2 separate regions of the Homo sapiens genome follow, and region 1 is linked to region 2. Evidence: read pairs that join two places in POLR2A ChIA-PET (ENCODE). Cell type or tissue: OCI-LY7. All regions are shown on one strand. Links, peaks and the distances in the headings refer to the core of each region. The heading gives the core; the rest is flanking DNA. Region 1 overlaps RNF121 (ring finger protein 121). Region 2 overlaps NUMA1 (nuclear mitotic apparatus protein 1).

Region 1 (2,818 bases), core at 242-2,741, 67 kb after region 2:
GGTCTGCTAGCACAGCCTCACTAGCTGCAGCCTCAGGTTCCTCTCAGACCCAGCCAGGTTGTAACCACTGTTTACCTAAGAGTGGCTCTGATCTGTGGGAAAGGGTAGGGAAGGTGGCCCTCTTGTGGCTCTCCTACACTCAAGGGTCTGGACAGCATGCCTAGGGTCATGACCACCCTCTTTCTCTCTCTCACTACAGTGTGCAGATTGCAGGAGAGATGTGGCCCAGGAGCTCGAGGCAGGATACACATGATTGCAGGACAGCCTATACGTGTTCTCAATGATCCCCTCTTCACTGACGTCCACAAAGATCTGCTGCCCACACACAGCACACACACTGTCTGAAAGATGTTTGGTAGGCATGCCCGACTCGCTGTAGAACTGAAGGAGAATAGCAGGAAGGAAAGATAGGAAAAGATGTGAGAAGCAGCCAAAGTAGGAAGCTCCACAGAGACCTCAGGCCTTCTAGAGAAGAGGCACAGTGGCAGCGGGAGGCCCAGAGTTAGAGGACATCTTTTTTTTTTTAAACTGTTTAGAAAAGGTAATCTTTTACAAGTCAAATCGACCTCATCTTTGCTGGGCAGATGGGGAGAAGTGACCAGACTAGAGACAGTTGGGAAGTTAGATGTAACAGAACCTATAAACTGGGCTGGATCAGCACCAAAGGATAAGGGGAAGGGGAGGGAGAAGGACTTGGGGCTGGTGATCAAAAGCTGTGTCAGGCAAGCCATTCTGTCGCCAGACTATGGTTCCACCAGAAATGGACAACAATATTCTCCAACATTTAAAACAGTGAAATATTAAGTGCCATGTTGGTTTGGTGACAAGGGCATTCTCAGACATTTGTGGCAGCAGCAAAAGGGGTTCAAGCCTTTCAGATAGGATTTAGCATGGTATCTCAAATTGTTGCACCTTTTGACCCATTAATTTCACTTCAAGGAATTTAAAGAAATAAGAGGAGGCTGGGCGCGGTGGCTGACGCCTGTAACCCCAGCACTTTGGGAGGCCAAGGAGGGCGGATCACGAGGTCAGGAGATCGAGAGCATCCTAACTAACACAGTGAAACCCCGTCTCTACTAAAAATACAAAAAATTAGCCAGGCATGGTGGGGGGCGCCTGTAGTCCCAGCTACTCAGGAGGCTGAGGCAGGAGAATGGCGTGAACCCGGGAGGCAGAGCTTGCAGTGAGCCGAGATCGCACCACTGCACTCCAGCCTGGGCAACAGACCGAGACTCCATCTCAAAAAAAAAAAAAAAAAGAGGAAGTGTCAAAGAAGCTTCATGAATACAGATATTCACTTAAGCATTATCATAATTAAGAAAGCAAAGAGTTTGGCATGTCCTCAAAAAGTTAAACATAAAATTACCAAATGACCAAGCAATTCCATTCTCGGTATAAACCCAAAAGATATGAAACTAGGGACTAAACACACTTAAACGCCAGTGCTCACAGCGTTACTCACAGTAGCCAAAAAGTGGAAACAACTCAAGTGCCTATCCACAGATGAATGAATAAACCAAATGCGGTGTCACACACAATGGAATACTATTCAGCCATATAAAGGAATGATACATTCTATACATGGATGAACTCTGAAAACACTACGCTAAGTGAAAAAAGCCAAAGGGACAAATATTGTATGATTCCATTTACATGAAATATCTACAATAGGCATGTTCACAGAGATGGAAAGTATATTAGAGGTAAACCAGGGCTGTGGGAAGGGGTAATGAGTTACTGCTTAATGGGCAGAGTTTCTGTTTGGGATGAAGAAAAATTTTGGAATTAGACAGTGAAAATGTTGCAGAACACTGCAAATGTAATTAATGCATGAATTGTATACTTCAAAATGGTCAAAATGGTGACATGGTCTAGAAATCTCTTCTGGGGAGTAAACTGGTTAAAGGAAGATCCAATGTCTACACAAATAGGTAAGAGGGAAATGAAGGTAAAGCACAAGACAGTTGTTCAAAAAGGAACCTAATAAACTGTCAATAAAGTGATCCAATGTACTGTTTTCAATTTGATCCAGTAGAGAAAAAATTAGAATATTCCCATGATACTGAGGGACAAAGTCCCTGGCCTTAAACGGTACTAGATTAAAGTTACCCAAGGTGATGGAAATATTCCTTCTTGGGGTGGGGTCTTGGGGGATGACACTGAGACAGGGAGCACTTCTGTGTTGTTTAAATAATTACAAAGAGAACATACTACTTTTATAAACAGCAAAACAATAAAGATATATTTCCATTCTGAAAAAAAAAATAGAAATATTTACTTGCGTTTCTCAGATTGGCTGTTAATTTACCCATATTTAAGCATCTCTCCGTGATGTCCACCTGCTGCTCTTGCAGCATTTCCTATCTCAGTGAAAGGTACTACCATCCAAGCAGTTGCCGAATCAGAAATCTCAGCTTTGAAACCTATATTTCCTTTGTATTTTTCCCTTCAGTCTTCAGAACCAAACTATATCTAAGTCCAAAATACTTCTCAAATACAGTATGTCCTCACTTCACTGACAGTTTCTTGGAAACTGTGACTTTAAATGAAACGACATATAACAAAACCAATTTTACCACAGGCTAATTGATAGAAACAAGAGTTCAGTTCCTGTGTCATATTTCTGTCACAAAGACATCACTAAACCTCTATTTAAGAGACACCAAATTGTCTCTTAAGTAAAGACTCAAAACACTTTTAATATTAAATGTTGAAATGAAATGTGTAGCTTTACACATACAGTTAAAGATTAACAAAGCAAGTATGAAAGCTTCCCCAATTTTTGGTAAAGCAGTAAGTGACAGTGGCTGTTGTTGTA
Region 2 (2,818 bases), core at 146-2,645:
TTTTTTTTAACCATTATTTTGTAAAACCAAAATTTGGGAGAGAATGCGAGGAGAAATTAAAAAGATCACTGATATTACCTAAATGACCCTATTACTTAAAATGACCTTTTGAAGTAAGAGGAAATGAAACAAGTTACACTGAGTTCCTCCACTGATGATATGGGGAGGATGACACCTTTCCTGCCTGCCGTATAGGAACTGAATGGCTTAAAATTCTCTGGAGAAATGACTTCTTTCATGGCCAGGATCTTCAGAAGGGTACAATCTAGAGGGGAGAATTGGCCTTCCTTTCCCACAATGGTCAGGGGCCCTAGCTCTCAGCAGTTTGTTCGACTTGCTGGAAATGTGCAGCTGCTTCCTAGCGAATCTGCTAGCAAAAGGGAAGGAGACACCTGTGTTGTGTTGTGTGGTGTGGTGTGATGTGTATGTGTGTTTGTTGGGGGTGTTTAGCAGCAGACATAGTGGAGTTTGCTTTGGTTTTGTATTATTGTGGTGTGTGGGTAGGAACTACATTGTCAAAATCATTGAAGGACAGTAGGAACCAGATGAAATTAAATAAGGGGCCAGGCATGGTGGCTCATGCCTATAATCCCAGCACTTTGGGAGGCAGAGGCAGGATTACTTGAGCCCAGGAGTTTGAGATGAGCTTAGGCAACATGACAAGGCCCTGTCTCTACAAAAAATACAAAAATTAGCCAGGTGTGGTGGTACCTGCCTGTGGTCCCAGCTACTCAGGAGTCTGAGGAAGGAGGATCGCTTGAGCCTGGGAGGTTGAGGCTGTGGTAAACTGTGATTGTACCGCTGCACTCCAGCCTGGGCAACAGAATGAGGCTCTGTCTCAAAAAAAAAAAAAAAAAAAAAAAGAAAAGAAACAAGGAAGACGAAGAGTAGTGCATAGAAAATCTTTTAGTGTTGCAACCCATAAGTAAAGATAAGTCTTTTGACTTCATTTGAGTGTTTTGGGCTCTTTCCTTTGGGATTATATACCAGACCTATACTGCATATAAAGTTATTTGAAAATGAGCCACACACTGTAACATAGCCATGCTCTGGCTGTGGCCAATTAGACCATAACTAATCCCCACTGAGAAGCTTTTCTTTTTTTGTTTTGAGACAGGGTCTTGCTCTATCACCCAGATTTTGGAGTGCCGTGGTGTGATCATAGCTCACTGCAACCTCGAACTCCTTGGTTCAAGGGGTCCTCCTGCCTCAGCCTCCCAAGTAGCTGGAACTACAGGCACACAGCACTGTGCCTGGCTAATTTTTAATTTTTTAAATTTTTTTAGACAGTCTTGCTCTGTCGCCAGGCTGGAGTGCAGTGGCACGATCTCGGCTCACTGCAGCCTCCAACTCCTTGGTTCAAGTGATCTCCTGCCTCAGCCTCCTGAGTAGCTGGGATTACAGGCACACGCCACCACGGCCAGCTAATTTTTGTATTTTTAGTAGAGATGGGGTTTCACCATGTTGGCCAGGACAGTCTCGATTCTCCTGACCTCGTGATCCGCCCGCCTCGGCCTCCCAAAATGCTGGGATTACAGGTGTGGGCTACCGTGCCTAGCCTAATTTTTTTTATTTTTTGTAGAGATGGGGTCTCGCTAAGCCTTCCTAAGTACTGGGATTGCAGGCATGAGCCACTGTGCCCAGACCTGAGCTTTTCTTTAGTTTTTAACTCTTGTTTTTTTTGTGTGTGTGCGTTTTGTTTTTTCGACATGGAGTCTCACTCTGTCTTCCAGGCTGGAATGTGGTGGCACAATGGCAGTTCACCACGGCCTTGGCCTCCCAGGCTCAAGCAGTCCTCCCACCTCAGCCTCCTGAGTATCTGGGATTACAGGTGCATGCCACCACAACTGGCTATTTTTCTAATTTTTGTAGAGATGGAATCTCGCCATGTTGCCCAGGTTGGTCTCGAACTCCTGGGCTCAAACAGCAAGCAGTCCACCACCTTCAGCCTCCCAAAGCACTGGGATTACAGGTGTGAGTCACTGTGCTTAGGCAAGTTATTGTTTCTGTTTAGACCCCAGTAGTAAATATTTTAGGCTTTGCAGACCATGTGGTTGTAACTACTCACCTCTGCCATTGGAGAACAAAAGCAGCCATAGACAATACTTAAATGAATGGGCGTGGCTACGTTTTAGTAAAACCTGATTTACAAAATATGGGCTGCTAACTTATAGGCCATAGTTTGCTGGCTGCTGGTAGGGGGAATTACACTTGACAGAAAGAGGCCTAGTTTTGATGGGAAATTGTTAAAAAAACAGCTTTGATGTCTGGACTTACTGGTTGTGTCACTCTAGCATCTCTGAACCCTCATGTTTAAAATCAAAATGGTAATACCTTTCATAAGAAATAAGAATGAACAGTTGCATATGTGAGGAGATGTTTAACTTTTCTGGAAATAAGATATAAATTAAAACAATAATATATTCTATCTTATATATTGATAAAATATATTGGTAGAAGGGTGTAGATGGGAATTTTTATCCTCTGTTGGTGAGACTATAAACTAGTACACAGTTTTAGATGGTAATTTGGGAATATCTGTTGACATTTAAAATACACAAGCTTTTCAACCCATTAATTCTAATTATTGGTATATATCCTAGAGAAATATTAGCTTGTGTGTAAAATTAGAGATGTGCTGCCAGTGTTATCAATACAGCATTCTTTGACATGCAAAACACTGTGAACAACCTAAATGTCCAGATGTAGCAAAATGGGAAAATAAAGTTGTGGCACATTCTTACATAGGATTTTTTCAAGCTTTTAAAAGTTTAAGGAATTGCCAGCCATGATAGCTCACACCTGTAATCCCAGCACT

What was found. Peaks named below come from ENCODE experiments on the same cell type or tissue, not always from the same donor. Only the 100,000 strongest peaks of a DNase experiment are listed, where the experiment ranks them.
Region 1: POLR2A ChIA-PET joins it to region 2 with 14 read pairs; 8 of 35 experiments call an interaction of 5 or more read pairs at or near these places.

What each region holds. Positions count from the first base shown.
Region 1 is chr11:71,992,282-71,995,099 of GRCh38, reverse strand. RNF121 (ring finger protein 121) reads right to left here. Exons shown (of 9, transcript NM_018320.5): 7 at 248-381. Among named protein-coding and RNA genes, the nearest start is that of IL18BP, 5.2 kb to the left of the region's middle. In OCI-LY7, for the core only: no CTCF peak of the experiment used is centred there; a DNase peak (open chromatin) is centred at 1,393.
Region 2 is chr11:72,059,531-72,062,348 of GRCh38, reverse strand. The region is part of intron 2 of NUMA1 (nuclear mitotic apparatus protein 1); the gene reads left to right. Among named protein-coding and RNA genes, the nearest start is that of MIR3165, 11 kb to the left of the region's middle. In OCI-LY7, for the core only: no CTCF peak of the experiment used is centred there; no DNase peak of the experiment used is centred there; H3K27ac peaks cover 458 bases.